Linked DNA regions of Homo sapiens: region 1 is linked to region 2. Evidence: chromatin loops called from intact Hi-C (ENCODE). Cell type or tissue: ascending aorta. All regions are shown on one strand. Links, peaks and the distances in the headings refer to the core of each region. The heading gives the core; the rest is flanking DNA.

Evidence for each region. Peaks named below come from ENCODE experiments on the same cell type or tissue, not always from the same donor. Only the 100,000 strongest peaks of a DNase experiment are listed, where the experiment ranks them.
Region 1: a loop joins it to region 2, with 2.0 times the contacts of the local background. A loop is called at or near these places in 2 of 110 quality-filtered maps.

What each region holds. Positions count from the first base shown.
Region 1 is chr13:30,842,716-30,851,415 of GRCh38, forward strand. No RefSeq gene overlaps it. Among named protein-coding and RNA genes, the nearest start is that of LINC00545, 35 kb to the right of the region's middle. RefSeq lists enhancers at 5,178-5,237, 5,348-5,437. In ascending aorta, for the core only: no CTCF peak of the experiment used is centred there; a DNase peak (open chromatin) is centred at 5,336; H3K27ac peaks cover 2,466 bases.
Region 2 is chr13:30,976,089-30,984,788 of GRCh38, forward strand. TEX26-AS2 (TEX26 antisense RNA 2) reads right to left here and starts at 1,552. Exons shown (of 3, transcript XR_941820.3): 1 at 1,472-1,552. RefSeq lists an enhancer at 7,253-7,828. In ascending aorta, for the core only: CTCF peaks have their summits at 1,941 and 3,439 (motif pointing right); a DNase peak (open chromatin) is centred at 1,843; H3K27ac peaks cover 452 bases.

The sequences.
Region 1 (8,700 bases), core at 510-8,509, 130 kb before region 2:
GTGTGTGTCTGTGTTGTGTATGTGGTGTGTGTGTACCTGTTGTGTATGTGGTATGCATGTATGTGGTGTGTGTGTGTGTGTTGTGTATGTGGTGTATGTGTCTGTGGTGTGTATGTGGTGTGTGTGTAAGTGGTGTGTGTGTCTGGGGTGTGTGTGTATGTGGTGTGTGTGGTGTGTTCGTGTATGTGGTGTGTCTGTGTATGTGGTGTATGTTGTGTGTATGTGATGTGTATGTGGTGTGTGTGTGTATGTATGTGGTGTGTGTGTATGTGGTGTGTGTGTGTATGTGATGTGTGTGTATATGTGGTGTGTATGTGTTGTGTATGTGGTGTGTGTGTGGTGTATGTTGTGTGTATGTGGTGTGTATGTAGTGTGTATGTGGTGTGTGTGTGTGTCTGGTGTGTGTGTCTGTGGTGTGTGTATGTGGTATGTGTGTATGTGGTGTGTGTGTCTGTGGTGTGTGTGTTTCTGGTGTGCATGTGGTGTGTATGGTGTGTGTGTCTGTGGTGTGTCTGTGGTGTGTGTGTATGTGGTGTGTGTTTGCATGTGGTGTGTGTGTGTCTGTGGTGCATGTGTATGTGGTGTGCGTCTATGTGGTGTGCATGTATGTGGTGTGTACGTGGTGTGTGTGTATGTGTTTTGTATGTGTTGTGTGTGTACGTGGTGTGCGTATGTGGTGTGTGTATGTAGTGTGTGTGTATGTGGTGTGTATGTATGTGTTGTGTGCATGTGGTGTGCGTGTATGTGGTGTGTGTGTGTGGTGTGTGTATATGTGGTGTGTGTGTCTGTGGTGTGCATGTGGTGTGTCTGTGGTGTGTGTGTCTGTGGTGTGTGTGTATGTGGTGTGTATGTGGTGTGTGTTTGTATGTGGTGTATGTGGTGTGTGTGTATGTGGTGTGTGTATGTTGTGTGTGTGTGGTGTGTGTGTATGTGGTGTGTGTGTATGTGGTGTGCGTGTATGTGGTGTGTATGTGGTGTGTGTTTGTATGTGGTGTGTATGTGGTGTGTGTCAGGGGTGTGTGTATGTCGTGTGTGTGTATGTGGTGCGTGGCTCTGTGGTGTGTGTGCATATGGTGTGTGTCTATGTGGTGTGCTTATATGTGGTGTGTATGTTGTGTGCGTGTGTGTTGTGTATGTGGAGTGTGTGTGTGTCTGTGGTGTAGTGTCTGTGGTGTGTGTATGTGGTGTGTGTGTCTGTGGTATGTATGTGGTGTGTGTAGGTGTGTATGTGGTGTGTGTGTCTGTGGTGTGTGTGTATGTGGTGTGTGTGTGTGTCTGTGGTGTGTTTTTGTGGTGTGTATGTGGTGTGTCTGTGGTGTGTGTGTCTGTGATGTGTGTGTCTGTGGTGTGTGTCTGTGGTGTGTGTGTGGGTGTGTGGGTGTGGGTGTGGTGTGGGTGTGTGGGTGTGGGTGTGGTGTGGGTGTGGGTGTGGTGTGTGGGTGTGGGTGTGGGTGTGTGGGTGTGGGTGTGGGTGTGGGTGTGGTGTGGGTGTGGTGTGTGTGGGTGTGGTGTGTGGGTGTGGTGTGGGTGTGGGTGTGGTGTGTGGGTGTGGGTGTGGTGTGTGGGTGTGGTGTGTGTGGGTGTGGTGTGTGTGTGGGTGTGTGTGGGTGTGGTGTGGGTGTGGGTGTGGTGTGTGTCTGTGGTGTGTACATGGTGTGTGTGTGTGCGTGTGGTGTGTGTATGTGGTGTGTGTGTGTCTGGTGTGTGTGTGGTTTGTGTATGTGATGTGTGTGTGTCTGTGGTGTGTGTGTATGTGGTGTGCGTGTATGTGGTGTGTATGTGCTGCGTGTGTTTGTGGTGTGTATGTGGTGTGTTTGTATGTTGTGTGTGTGTGTGGTGTGCGTGTCTGTGGTGTGTATGTGGTGTGTGTATGTGGTGTGCGTGTATGTGGTGTGTATGTGGTGTGTGTGTGTATGTGGGGTATGTGTATGTGATGTGTATGTTGTGTGTGTGTATGTGGTGTGTGTGTATGTGGTGCGTGTATGTGGTGTGTGTGTATGTGGTGTGCATGTATGTAGTGTGTATGTGGTGTGTGTATATGGTGTGTGTGTATGTGGTGTGTATCTGGTGTGTGTGTATCTGGTGTGTGTGTATGTGGTGTGTTCATGTGGTGTGTGTGTGCATGTGGTGTGTGTGCGCATGTGGTGTGTGTGTGCATGTGGTGTGTGTGCGCATGTGGTGTGTATGTGGTGTGTGTGTGTGTCTGTGGTGTGTGTGCATGTGGTGTGTATGTGGTGTGTGTATGTATGTGGTGTGTGTGTATGTGGTGTGTGTGTGTGTGCATGTGGTGTGTGTGTATGTGTGTTGAGGGTGAGAGGTCTAGGGTTCAGTTTTGTACAGTGCAGCGAGAGATCCCTGTGAAGCACCCCAGTGGGAATGTCAGGGGGGCAGCTGAGTGAGATGCCTGACTCTCAGGGGTATTAACATTAGATGAACAAATGCTTCACTGTTGCACTTACAGAGAAGGAGACTCTAATGGGACACCCTGGGCTGTCTTCCCACTCACCCACAGTCCTTTCTCCAAGTACAAATGGTACTGCTTATTTTAAAATATAGCATATTAACAGGAAATTGGAGCCACAATAAAGCCAACAGATCAGAAGATGATTGCCATTGAGAAGATAGTTGTGGCTGCACACAGTGGCTTACGCCTATAATTCCAGCACTTTGGGAGGCCGAGGCAGGAGGATTGCTGAGGCCAGGAGTTTGAGACCAGCCTGGGCAACATAGGGAGACACTGTCTGTACAAAAAATTTAAAATGAAAAAAAGTAGCCAGGCACGATGGTGTGCGCCTGTAGTTCCAGCTACTCAGGAGGCTTGAGGCGGGAGGATCACTGTTACCCAGGAGTTCAAGAATGCAGTGAGCTATGGTTGTGACACTGCACTCCAGCCTGGGCAACAGGGCAAGATCCTGCCTCTAAACAAATTAAAAAAGAAGAAGAAGAAGAAGAGATAGTTTGTTACTCACAGTTCCTAAGAGAAGAAGGCACACCCTGCATGGGGTGCCACGTGGGGAAGCACTGGGTTGGGGGCAGAGGAAGAGGGAGGCAGGGTGGACAGGGCTGGGATTGGCTAGTTTGAACCCTTTCAGTGGGCTCTGGGGCGTAGGGACTGTCCCTAGCCGTCTGATCCCTGGCCCTAGGGTCATTAGGGGAGGTGGATAGTGGCTCAGAGCAGGAAAGCCAAATAGAGGAAGTGGTTTGGGTATGAACTCTGGATTGGTTTGTTTACATTTTAAAAGCATCCTCCTGCGTGAGTTGTTTACTATCTTCAGGAGTTGGCGGAACTGAATTTGACCAGCATGACTCTAGAGGTCAAAGCATCAGAAAATAAAGGATATAATGTCCTGCCACACTGTGTAACAGAGGCCCACACTGTGCGCCTAAGCCCCCAACAATGTTGAGAGGTTTAATGACTTTTTTTGTTTGTTTTGGAGACAGGGTCTCACTCTGTTGCCCAGGGTGGAGTGCAGTGGTGTGATCATAGCTCACTGCAACCTCAAACTCCTGGGCTCCAACGATTCCTCTGCCTCAGCCTCCTGAGTAGCTGGGAATACAGGCATGCGCCACTACGCCCAGCAAATTTTATTTTTTGTAAAGACGGGGTCTCATTTTGTTGCCTCAGCTAGTCTCAACTCCTGGCCTCAAGTGACCCTCCTGCCTCAGCCTCCCAAAGTGCTGTGATTATAGGCATGAGCTACTATGCCCGGCCTTAATGACATTTTTAAAAGCATTTGTAAATGATGTTGAAAGTTATTCCAACACACTTACCACATAACACATTTGTTAGTCATCTGCTCTTAGTGATACATGTAACAATAGGATGTATCCATTCTTTCCCACCTCCTGACACCACTACCAAATACCTTTCTTGGCCTCAATGACTCTAAATGAACTTAGTTTAGACCAAACATGGGAGAAGGAAGAAAAAGCTGAAGGTTTATAGTTTATATTTAATTCTAATTTCCCCTTCTGAGAAACATTGTATTTTCATTAGAGGCATGGGTTGCCTGGGACATATGGTTATCAGGCCGGATTTTTAGTTGTCTACAAAGTAACACAGACATTACCAAAAAAAGTTCTCATGCAGTTGAATGACTAGGGAAAGGACCACCTGGATGGATGAAGATGTTGGTCTCAGCTGTGCACTCTTGCTGCCAGATTGCAGGGCTTACCTATCTCCTGATACTGAGCAGTTTCCAAACTAGTCACACAGATACCTAAGTAGGTCAGGTGCTCACAGCATGACTACTAAGTAGCTGCTCACTCTGCAGGAGGACGGGGAAGGGCTGGTCTGCTGCTTGCCGCAATGTTTGCTGCGCACTCAAAAAGTGCTGGGCCCTTGACCCTGGATTCCTCTGCTGAGGTGCATCCCACTGAGTGTGTAGCCCTCATCTGGGCCTGTTGCGCCATGGGACTCGGGGCAGGACGCCTGCTGCAAAGATGCTAGCACTCTCTGAAGTAAGTGAGTGTGCTGTGAATAATAACATCTTTCGTCTCTGATCCAGGAGTGTCATGTCTTCTGTCAGAATCCATGACACTTGTTAGCTCACAGCTGGGGTAAAACCTTAAACCTTCCACAGGTCTTGACATAAGAATCCAGCTATTGCATTAAAATATAACTAGTATATATTATAAAGCAGCTGCCAGTCCATGGAACAGGGAGAACTTGTGCTTAGGTGAGAGAGACACCTGGCCATGAACACTAACGGCCGTTTTAAAAGGAGACAAGCTTCTACTTCATTTGGATCTTAGGCAGTGGGGCATTCACATAAGATGATTGCTGGTTCGAAGGAAAGAACCAAAAAAAAAAAAAAAGAGAAACTTTTAGCTTTTGTTATGATTATGTTCCCAGCAAATTGATGATTTGTTTGAAGAATGAAAACTCCTAGAAGGGGTCACTGGAAAGGAAAAACTTAAAATGATGATGATCTGTAGGGTGATTTTCCTGAGAGAAAAGCATACTTTGCACTAATGGCTATCTTCCCAGTGAATTCATTTTGAAGCCAAAGTGGATAATTCCCAGCAGCCAGCCTCCACCCCAGGGGATCTATCCCCCATTCATCCAGACAGCAATGTTGATGGGTGGACAGTGGGGCAGCCCAGAGCCGAGTCCTTCCCTCACCCTTCCTGCCTGAAGTCGCCATCCCTCCATCAGCAGAGAGTGTAGTCAACTTGTTAACCACAGAGCAGGACACGTACGACTCCTTATTTCCTTATGTCTCTTTTAAGCACAGCTCCATTGCACCCATGTTCAATTTTAGCCTCAGCGTCTGCCCTTAGCCACAAGTTCCCGGCATCTCTGTGGGAATTCATGATTGTGAGAGGAAGACAAGCCCCGTGTGAAGGGATGATTCACCCTCTCCCTTGAGAGTTTCAGTCTCAAAGCTGCCAGCAAATGGGTCTTGATGGAGACAAGTAGGAGACTGAGTATTTGGGTAGATGTCGTCATTTTAAATCTCTGCTGGGAGGAAAAAAAAAACAACGAAAAAAATCAAAACAAAAGCCCTGTCAAACCGCATTATAGCCCTTCTCTACGTAATAACTAGGAGGTCAGAGTTGCAAAATGCATAGAGAAGAAGTATTCCTGTTCTACGAGGACTTTTAGGACAGGAAGAAAAAGCCATACAAAATGAGAAAGGCCTTGTTAAGGCTGGAAATGCTAACGTTTCACTGGTAGGTATCTGCTCTCGATGCAGTCTTCTCCATGGGTTCTGTGGTCCTTCTCCTCACCTTCCCACTGGCTGCATCCCCATCCTTCGTTTCCTCCTTGCTCTTTTGCTCAGGGTTGCCTTCTCTGCTTCTTAGTCACTTGTCCCATTTCTGTGGCTTCATTTCTGTCATTTTGTCCTTTCTCTTTTGATATATCAGACCATGATCTGGTTTGAGTTCTTTGTGCACACATGTATGTGTGTTAGATATTAAAAGAAAGAAAGAAAAAAATATATATATAATGCAGTGGGCAAAAAGCCCTAGGGCAGTTTGGAAACAGACAACAGCCTCAGCCTACTGCTTCGCATTCAGTATCTTGCCTCATCCTGCAAAAATCCTATGGAGCATTAATAGACCCAGTTTACAAATGAGGAACTGAGGCTCCCAGAGGTTGAGTAGCTTACCTGGGGTCACACAGGTGGTATACTGTGGAGCCATGGTCAGCTCTACTGCTCACTCTTCATTTCAGAGTGTGTCTAGCTAAGGGTGCTGGAAGGGAAGTGAGCCTCGAGCAGTGGGGTAGCTTGGATTTTGGAAGCAGCACACCTGGGTTCATAAATTGGCTTCTTCATGGACTAGCTCTGTGACTTAGCCTTTCTGGGATTAATAATAGTGATTCTCAGAGGGTCATTGTAAGGATTAAATGAGGCGATGGAGGAAAAGGTAGTGTGTCTGGCACATAGTAAATGCTTAATTAATGTAGCTAGGCCTGAAACCTAGGAGTCATCCTCAAATCTTCCCTTTTTCTCACATCCCACATCCAGTCCATCAGCAAGTCCTGTCAGCTCTACCTTCCATGTATCCAAACCTGGTCACTTCTCACCACCACCTCTTAACCTCAGTCCTCATCGCCTCTTACCAGGGAACTGAAACTTCCAACTGGCTCTGGGTTTCCACTCTTGTCCCCTTTGGCCAGGGCGATCCTGTTAAAATATAAGTCAGATTACACTCTTCCAATGTTTGGAACCCTCTGAAGATATCCAATATTATTGCACAAAGTTAATAGCTGAGGCCCAACAATGGGATGCTCAAGCCCGACAGCAGCACTTTACAAACTGTAATGTGCACATGAGCTACTGAAGATGTTGTGAAAGTGCAGCTCTGACTCAGTGGGTCTGGGGTAGAACCCAAGATTCTGCATTTCTATCAAGCACTCAGCTGCTGCTGCTGGTCCAAGACCCTAGTATTGAATAGCCAGATGCCACATTATCTGCACTCCACCTCCACCTTATCTCCTCTGTTATCCCCTTGCTAAACCTGCCCACCTTCATTGGCCTCCTTGTTGTGCCTCAACGCACCAAGTAGGTTCTACCTGAGGGCCTTTGAACGTCCTGTTTCTCTCTGTCTGGGAAATTCTATCTCCAGACACGTGATTAGCTCACTCCCTCACTTCCTTTAGGTATTGACTCCAATGTCACCCTCTCGGCAAAAGGTTGCCTGACATCTGTTCTTAAAATTGCATAACCCACCCCCAGCAACACTATTGGTTTCCATTCTCTTTGCTTTTGTTCATAGACTACAACTTTCTAACATCATACATATCATACTTATTTTGGTTTTTGTCAATCTTTCCCAGCTAGAAAGTAAGCCTTTTTTCAAAAGGTGAATTTATTTTTATATATTTGTCTTTAATTTTTTTAAGTGTTAGATTCAGGGGGTACCTGTACAGGTTTCTTACACGGGTGTATTGCATGATGCTGAGGTTTGGGCTTCTAATGATCCTGTCACCCAAGTAGTGAACATAGTACCCGATAGGTAGCTTTTCAACCCTTGACCCACTCTTTCCCACCTTTTGGGATCCCCCATGTTTATTGTTCCCATCTTTGTGTCCTGTGTACTCAATGTTTAGCTCCCACTTATAAGTGAAAACATGTGGTATTTGGTTTCCTGTTTCTGCACTAATTTGCTTAGGATAATGGTCTCCAGCTGCATCCATGCCATGTCGCTGCAAAGGACATGGTTTCATCCTTTTTTATGGCTGTGTAGTATTCCATGGTGTATATGTACCACATTTTCTTTATCCAGTCTACCAGTGATGGGCACCTGAGTTGATTCCATGTTTTTGCTATTGTGAACAGTAGTAGGATGAACATATGAGTGCAAATGTCTTTTTGGGAGAAGGATGTATTTTCTTTTGGGTATATACCCAGTCATGGGATTGCCAGGTTGAATGATAGTTCTATTTTTAATTCTTTGAGGAATGTCCAAACTGCTTTCCACAGGGGCTGAAATAAGTTACATTCCCACCAACAGTGTATGAGTTATTCCCTTAACAACCTCACCAACATCTGTTATTTTTTTACTTTTTAGCAATAGCCATTCTGACTGGTGCGAGGTGGTATCTCATTGTGGTTTTGTGTCTAATCATCTCTCTGATGATTAGTGATGTTGAGCATTTTTTCATGTGTTTGTTGGTTGCATGTATGTCTTCTTTTGAGAATTGTCTTTTCATGTACTTTGCCCACTTTATAACCAAGTTAGCTTATTGGTTTGTTTAAGTTTCTTATAGTTTCTGGGTACTAATCCTTTGCTGGATGCATAGTTTAGAAATATTTTCTCCCATTCTGCAGTTTGTCTGTTTGCTCTGTCAATAGTTTCTTTTGCTGTGCAGAGGCTCTCAGAAAGCAAGCTTGATGAGGTCACACAGCCTTGTCTCTTTGTTCAGTGCTGTAGATCCTCAGCTACAAGAAGAGTGCCTGGTATATAAAAGACATTCAATAAATACATGTCAATCAAATTATTATTATTATTATTTTATTCCTGCTGTCCAGATAGCACTGGACCAAGTCCCCTCAAAACAAAACAAAAATGAAAAATGAAAACCAAAAAAACAACAAAAAACCCTGTCTTGTTCCATTCAGGCTACTATAACAAAATATCTTGGGCTGGGTAACTTACAAATAGCAGAAATTGTTGTCCACAGTTCTGGAGGCCGAGAAGTCCAAGATCAAGGCACTGGAAGATTCATGTATAATGAGGAGGGTTCCT
Region 2 (8,700 bases), core at 337-8,336:
CCCGGTTCTTCCCATGGCTACTGACTGAGAAGATATCCTTTATTTCCTCATTTCACACTGTGCTTTTCACTACATCCCCTGCATGTGCTCTTACGCGTGTGCATGCACACACACACACACACACATACAAACAACTGCCAGCAGGGCTCATGTGGAGAAGGAGCTTGCCCTGTAGGTTTCCCACCAGCAGCAAGAGTTTGTTGTTGTTATTGCCGCTTTGGCTTTCTTTCTTTCTTTCTTTCTTTTTTGAGCCCTTGTTTGGGCCTGTCCTATTTCCTGCTCCTGTTTTGCATCAAGGCAGTCATATCCCAACCATCCCTGCTTTAGACAGGGGTAGTTTTCTATTTATCAGCTAAGCGTCTCCCTGCCCCAACGTCCTTTGCAGATGTGGGTCAATACTTGAGCATTAATCTGCTTTTATGCCTTTCTTAGAGTGCTTAAGACTGTTGCAGTGGCCACCCAGGAGCTTTACGTGGACTCTCTCTTGGTTTAGTGTGTGCAGTGTGGGACTTCCTGACTGTCCTCACAGCATCCATTCCAAAGCAGAGGTCCATACTCCATCAGGGCCTTGAGCCAAATATTAATAAATGAGTAGCCCCTTTGGTCCACAAATATTTATTGAGCACCTCCTACGTGCCAAGCAGGGCTTTAGGGGATGGGGATAATGCACTAGTGAAAGACAGTAATGGAGCTTCGATTCTAGAGGGAGGCACCAAGAGGCTCCTATTTGAAATGAAACTTCAAGAGGAGAAGGAGCCAGCCACATGGAGAGATGGGACAAGACCTTTCCAGGCTTAGAGAACAGCAAGGCAAGGGCCTCAAGATAGGAATGATTTTGGTGTTCTAGGAACTGGAAGAAGGTGGAGTGGTTGACACATACATAGTGAGTTGGCCGGGGACAGGGAAAAGTCACGCAAAAAGAGATCAAGGAAGCAAGAGTCGGATCATGGTGTGAGTGCCATTGTATTTCTGTTAGCATAGACTCTTGTATTCTATGTAACTTTATTTCACAACAGTCAATAAATTTCTATTGATTCAAGTTGTGGATCACCCATGAATGTTGTTTTTATACTATTCGTCTTCTTCTTCTTCAAATTTTGGTAGCAAAGTTTTGTGTAGGACTTGAGTTTTTCACGACTGCAGACGTGTCTGTGCATGCATCTTAAGTTTTTAATGTATCTCTACACCTTGGGCATCCCAAATGGTATCCCTGACCTCCCAAATGATTTTTTAAAAATTCACATACATTGAGGTTCACTCTTTGTGCTATAAAGTTCTATGGGTTATGACAAAAGCATAGTGCCATGTATCCACAATTACAGTATCACACAGGATAGTTTCACTGCCCCAAAAATTCTCTATGCACCACCTGTTCAATGCTCTCCTCCTCCCCTCAAACCCTGATTACTTCTTTGGAGATCATTTTGGTATTCTGGAGGTAGGGTAGCTAAGAAAAGCCAGCATCACCTACCTTGCCCTGGGGCAGACAACATACGGATGAGTATTGCCATCTGTCTGGACACAAAAAGTCCTCTTACCTACAGGGTTCTAGAACTTGTCAGTGACATCACTCTAGAGCAAGATGTTCTACTTGTAAATACAGTATTGAGATGTCATCTTCGACAGACTTTTGCTTTAGGGACGGTGGTAAAGTGAATTATTGGCCCCAATTCTTCATCTCTCTCTGTATCCACACCCCTGGCCATGTAACCTTGCAGTGCCTCCCACTAAAGATGGAATGTATTTCCCCTGACCTTGTATGTGAGCACAGCCATGTGGCTTTCTTTGGCTAATGGGTTGTTAGAAGAAATAAACCTGGGCTGCTCACTGGTCCCAGGAGAAAAATGAGTCACCCCAGCTGACCTGCCCCAATGACTCACAAACTGTGAATGAGAAATAAATGCTCTTTGCTGCATGCCAGAGGCCAATGTAGCAATAGCTGACTGGTACAGGCACAGCATTTATTTAGATGCAACATTCCTGGGACCCTCAAAATGAGAAAAAGCTTTGTAGAATCAGTTCTTTCTCAAAAATATTAAATTCTACCACCGTCAACAAATGTGTGTTTAAAAAGCAATTGCACCCGGGAAGCGGAGCTTGCAGTGAGCCGAGATTGCGCCACTGCAGTCCGCAGTCCGGCCTGGGCGACAGAGCGAGACTCCGTCTCAAAAAAAAAAAAAAAAAAAAAAAAAAAGCAATTGCATTTTAAAGTAAGAGTGTGGTTGAGGTTCTCTTGTATCTTAAAAATGGCAAGGGTGTTTTAAACATTGAACACTTTAAAGATTCTCATGAGGCCAGTAGCCACTGCTTATTTTAATGTGCTAGAAGCTGTGAGTGCTTTAACCTGGTTCATTCTCAGAGAAGATCGGCAAACCCAGATCAGTCATGGACCTGGCATGAGTTAATTACATGGCACTAGAATCTCTATTATTATATTTGTAAGATAGTAGTTTTTCAACAGTTACTAATCCTGCCATTTTTTTTTTCTTGTGATATCCCCCGATGGCTCTTTAATTCTCTTTTTTCTTTCCTGAAAAACTTACCCTTGGTAGGCGATTTCTGGGGTGTTGATTTTTTTCTTGCCGGGAACCCCTGTGGCCACAGCACCTTTGCCCAAATTCTTGTCCTGCATCCAGGAAGAGTGAGGTACACAAGTGAAGAGTGAAGAAGAGTTTTATTTAGTGTTAGAGCAACTCAGAGGAGTGGGTAGCTCCCTTCTGCTGGCAGGTCATCTCTGAGGCTCTCAGTGGACAGGGTACTCTTCTCTGCAGCTGGTCATCCAGTCCCATCATCTCTCTGCTCTCTTTGTCTTCTGGCCATCTTCTGCCCTGCTCTGGTTGAGCCCAGGGCTTTTATGGACCTCAGAAGGAAGGAAATGTATGCCAGTTGGTCCATGGGCGGCCATGGGTGGGCCTGGACTCTTCCAGGCCCATGAGTCCCTACTCCAGTTCACGGGACTGGCAGCCCAGCCCCTAGTCTTCAGGCTCTCCCTGGCCTGAGGGTGGGCCCTTACTGGGGACCCTCTTCCTTCTACCCAGGATTCTGTCAGCCTCCCGCTGGGACTTGGCCCCCAACCCCGCTGGGAGATTGGAGCGGGCCTTGGGAGGAGAGGCCAGGCACTGGGAGCAGACACCCCTAAGCCTGCAGGGACAGGGGTCCTTCCTGGGGCACTCGAGGGTGTAGGCTACAGAGATGCCCAGGTCCTGTGCCTGGGAGGGCAGTGCAGCTGCACCCAGGAGCTCCCGCCCCACCAACTCAGAAGAGGCAGGACTCCCACTTGTCCCCAGCTTCTGCCTGCTTCCTGGAGCAGGAGGCCCAGGTCTGCAGCCGCGAATGAGGCAGCTGCAACTGCACCTCGGAAGGCAGATCCTGCCTGTTCCCGTTTCTCCCAAGAGCACAGGAAGGCTCCGATCCACAGCTGCATTTTGGGCTGCTGTAGCCTCACCCAGTAGGGGGCGCTCCTTCCTGCTCCCTAGAGCAGGAGGCCTGGGTCTGCAGCTGTGGTTTGGGTGGCTGTAGCCACATGGGGAGGTCCTGTCCCAACTCAGAATGGGCAGGGTTCCCCCTGGCTCCAGGGAGTGTACAGCCCCAGCTGCGCTTCCCTGCTGCAGCTGGCATGATGGCAGCAGCCACTGCCATCACCCTTGCACACACCTTATTCAAAATAAAAGTGTATATAGTGGATTTCTATGCTTTCTAGAAATATCTGTTCTTTGTTTTGAACCTCTTGAAGAAACAGTTATGTAAATGTGTTTAAAATTGTTCCACTTTGTTTTAAAAAGCTTTTGTGAATAAGTAGAAAACAACATCCCTTTAGAATGAAGGCTGCAATAATTTGTAAGAAAGTAAGAAATAAAACGCAGGTTATAGGAAGTTGTTTTCACTACGTGTTAGAATTCTCCTTTCTGTACAGGAGGTATATGAGTCTGGAGCAGGGCTTATCAGCCTTGGCTACCCAATCAAATGTCCTGGAGAGATTTTTAAAATCCTGATCCCGAGGCTACTTTCCAGTCCAATTACATCAGAACTTCTGGGGACGGATCACAGGTGCTAAGGTGATCCCTGTGCACAGCAAAGAGTGAGAACCACTAAACTAGAGGGGGGATCTAATTGGTAAATTGCACCTGAGAAGGTTAAGTTGGTAGTTTAGTCAAGGTCTAAGCAGGAAGCAGAATCCACCCCATTTGTTTCAGATGATGGGGCTTAAGTAAAGGGACTACTTACTGAGGACATAAACGTGGGGTAAGGCTCCCAGAGACTTGAGAGAGAAGAAAGCTGTTACCACCTCTCCCTGTGAGAGCCTGGGCTGTCAGGGAGCTGCTGTCCCCTGGAAGGGACAGAGCCATTTTGGGGGACATGACACAGGGAACAAGAAGGGAAAAATTCCTCCAGCCTTGCTTCTCCTTCCCTCTCATATAATCTGATCTCCTGGCAATGGCTCTCACTGACAAGCCCAATGGATGCTTACCAGCAAGGTATTGATGGAGATGCAGTCCAAAGAGTTAACCTCCTGTGGCACCAGCCAGGCCAGAAAAGGCGATTAAAGGGAATTTGGAAGCCAAATAAAATATAACCAACACAATTGGCCAGCCTTGCTGAATGAAAACCACAAGCGGAGGGTATGGCCAAGTACTGAATAAATTTTTGAATGTAATTTTATAAAAAGTTTTATAAAATAAGGAAATTATTCATTTAAAGAATTATCTTAATAAAAAAGATATCATAGACATATCATGAAATTGGGACTATTCCAGAAAATTCAAGGCATATGACTATGACAATTTAAACTTTATCCTTCATTTAACATTTATTTTTAAATATTTTTAAAGTCTTTCATACCAGACACCCTGCTGTACTAGATACAGAAATGAAAGACACAGTAATCTATTCTATTCCTAAAGGTCTAAGAGTCTAGCAAAAAATACAAATTGGCAAATGTAATGAAATTTACAATTTTGCCAGCCCAGAGCAGCATGCCTCACTTTGGGGGGTACTCTCCCACCCCAATCCAGCCATGTGATTCTGATGTCAGCTGAAGGCTCTCTGTGCCCTGCCCGGGCCAGGTACCATCTGAATGTGGTACCTCTCCTCTCTGGCCATGGTTGGGGTTTGGCCCAGGATTTTCTTCCATGGGGACTGGGCAGAGCACTCTTTCCTCTGTTGCTATGAGGCTGTAAGAAGATGTTTCCAGAGTTGCCCGTGGTCTTCTTCCCGGTCCCACAACAGCAACCAGCCCCAGAGAATGGAGACCTGAGAGAGGATGTATGAGGAACGGAAGAATCCTGATGAGATTGGAGTGTCTACCCTTGAAACCATCTCCATCCATGCCCCATGAACAATTCATTTCTTGATTTGACTACAGCTGGATTGAGCTAGATTTCTGCCACTCGTAATCAACAGGGTTCTAACAAATACAGAAGGAAATCTCAGTAACATCCTAAAAGAGCCATGTGCAGAATGCTACGAGATTTCTAAGAGCTTGCCTAACCCGGCCTGAAGGGTCAGGAAAGGGTTTCTGGATCAAGGTAAAGGCCCAGGTTTTTATGGATGTACAGCCACTATGATTAGGCTATTTTCAAAAGCAAGAGTTTCAAACTGAAATGCCTACAGGGGTGCATAGGCAAGAAAGCAAGATATTTTTCTCTTTCTATACTCTCCTACTACTCTCACGCAACGCAGAGCACTACTGTGACCACATGAGTGGAGTTTTTTCCCTGACCGAATAGTTCTCCAGCACCAGGTAGGTGTCCTCCTAGCTCACAGTTCAATTCAACTGTGACACTACCTGGAGTTGGCGCAGATCTGGCAGGATGAGGACTCACAAAACCATCTTTGCAAAAATTATAACAGTGAGAAATCTGTAACAGTGAAAGGGATCTGACCTAACCAACTCCATCTTGTGTCTAACCTTCCAGCTGCCCTTGTTCATTGCTGGGCATAGTCTGAACTAACTTTGGGAGGAACTTAGTTTATAGTTTAACTTTGGAACAAAGATGGTAACAGCCCTTTCTCAAAACAAACCCCTTCTTGCCTGGGGACTTGACTGCCTTTGTAGGACTAACAAATTAGCCTCAAGAAATGCAACTTCCCCGTTACTCCTGCAGATAACATCACTATTGTAGAGCCTAAGATTTGGGATGTCTTTTCAGGTTTTTGGATTTCTGATGACCGATGGCTCTACCCAGACTCACTGTTTGGTCCTGTGACCCCCACCCAGGAACTGACTCATCGCAAGGGGACAGCGTCAATTCCCTATGATTTCATCTTTGACCCAACCAATCAGCATTCCCCACTCCCTGGCCCCCTACCCGCCAAACTATCCTTGAAAAAACCTAGTCTTCGAATTTTTGGATAGACTAATCTGTGTAAAAATAAATCTATGGTCTCCCGTTCATCTGGTTCTGTAAGAATTAAACTCTTTCTCTATTGCAGTTTCCTTGTCTTGATAAATTGGGTCTATCTAGGCAGCAGACAAAATGAACCTACTGGGTGATTCCAGTCAGTCCCACAAGACTGCCCCCCATTGCAGATGCCAACAGGAAGTAGTAAGTCCCGAAGTTACTCACAGCTTCTGCCTGACTTGGCTACAAATTGAAAGTTCCCATGACTGCCTTCTTGAGTTTGATCATTTGCTAGAACAGCTCACAGAACTCAGAGAAACACTTCACTCACATATGCCAGTTTATTATAAAGGGTATTACAAAAGATGAACACGACGAGCCAGATGAAGAACTACATAAGGCACAGTATGGGGGAAAGTACAAGTTGCTGCCAGGCCTTCTTCAGGCACATCACCCTCCAGGCATCTCCAATGTTCAGCAACCTGAAAGCTCTCCAAAGCATGTCCTTTTGAGTTTTATGGAAACTTCATTACATGTGCATAATTGATTACATCATTTGTCATTGGTGATTAATTCAAACTTCAGTTCTTCTCCCTGATTGGGGGGTGGAGTTGAAAGTCTCAACTCTCTAATCAAGATTGGTTCCCCTGGCAACCAGCCTGCATGTGGAGTCTATCCTGAAGCCTCCCTCCTTCCCCGGCAGTCATCTCAGACATCTCATTCACATACAAAAAGACGCATCACTTATCACTTTGAAACATTCTAGGAGTTGCCTGCCAGGAAACTGGACAAAGACCAAAATAGGTATTTCTTATTATAAGTCACAGTATCACAGGAGGCCTGGCAGGTAACCTAAATGAGGGAAGCGGGCCAGGAGTGAGACCATAGGGAGAGTGACTGGTGAAATGAAGAGTGCCCACTATGTTTAAAAGGGCTGCTGAGTTATCGTAGCAACAACAACAAAAAAACTACTTTACTCCATTTTTGTTTAAGGGGCCTTTACCCATTCCTGCTCATAGGCTAAGATAATTTTAGAGCACTAATAGGCAAAAACAACAATCGTGTAGTTTAAAAAACACTTTAGGATTAAAGGACACATATTTAAACAACTATGTTTTGTTAAAGATGTATAGGACCATTAAGGCCTGACCAAGGACAAAGGCATTCCCAACCTCCCCAGACCCTTGCTGGCACCCAATTGTCTGTGGTTACTGGTTAGCTCTTGATCTCAATTCCCTCCTCTTTCCCCTGCGCTTAACATGAAAAGTACCTACAATTTGTATTGGCTTAAGGTGGTGCTTTAGGACAATAGTTCAGCATCTTCTCGGTTTTCTGGCTCTCCAATAAACCTGCTTTTCCTCCCACCAATTTTTGTCCCTTGTGTTTGGCGAGCTGCTGGATGTGGGTTTGCTTACATTATCTCTGGCTAATTGTTGCCCTGTTAGTATGTGTTAGTCATAGAGGATTTCAGGAAAAGCAAAAAATATGTTTTTTAAATGTATTTACAATTTTTATTGTCACTCTTTCTGGTGTAAAGTGTTACAGATTTTGACAAATGCATAGAGCACTGTATCTATCACCCCAATCATTATATGGGAAAGTAAAATTCCATCTAAAATTCCTCTGGCTGTTCCCCTGTACACAGCCCCACCTCCCTAGCCACTGGCAATGACAGGTTTGGTTTTCATCCCTATCATTTTGCTTTTTCTAGAATGTCATATAAATGGAATAATATAATATATAACCTTCTGTATCTTCGATTTATCAAAATGAATTTTGTTGTTGTTCTTGTTCTTGTTGTTGAGTAATCTGTAGTAACGTGTTGCTTTTTATGGCTGAGTATGGATGTACCAGTTTATTTATCTGTTCACTGGTTGAAGAACATCTGGGTTGTCTCCAGGTTTTGGCATTTGCGTATAAAGCTGCTATAAGCATTCAGGTTAAGGTTTTCTTTTCTTTTTTCTTTTTTTCTTTTCTGTTTTTTTGAAACAGTCTTGCTCTGTCACCCAGGCTGGAGTGCAGTGGTGCAATCTTGGCTCACTGCAACCTTCACCTCCCAGGTTCAAGTGATTCTCCTCTGTCAACCTCCCAAGTAGCTGGGATTACAGGCACCCGCCATCATGCTCAGCTAATCTATTTGTATTTTTAAGAGAGACAAGGTTTTACCATGTTGGCGAGGCTGGTCTCAAACTCCTGACCTCAGGTGATCCACCTGCCTCGGTCTCCCGAAGTGCTGGGATTACAGGATTGAGCCACTGTGCCTGGCTCAGGTTTAGGTTTTCTTGTGAATACAACTTTTCATTTCTCTTCAGTAAATAAATACCTGGGAGTGGGATTGCTGTGTCATATGCATGTTTAA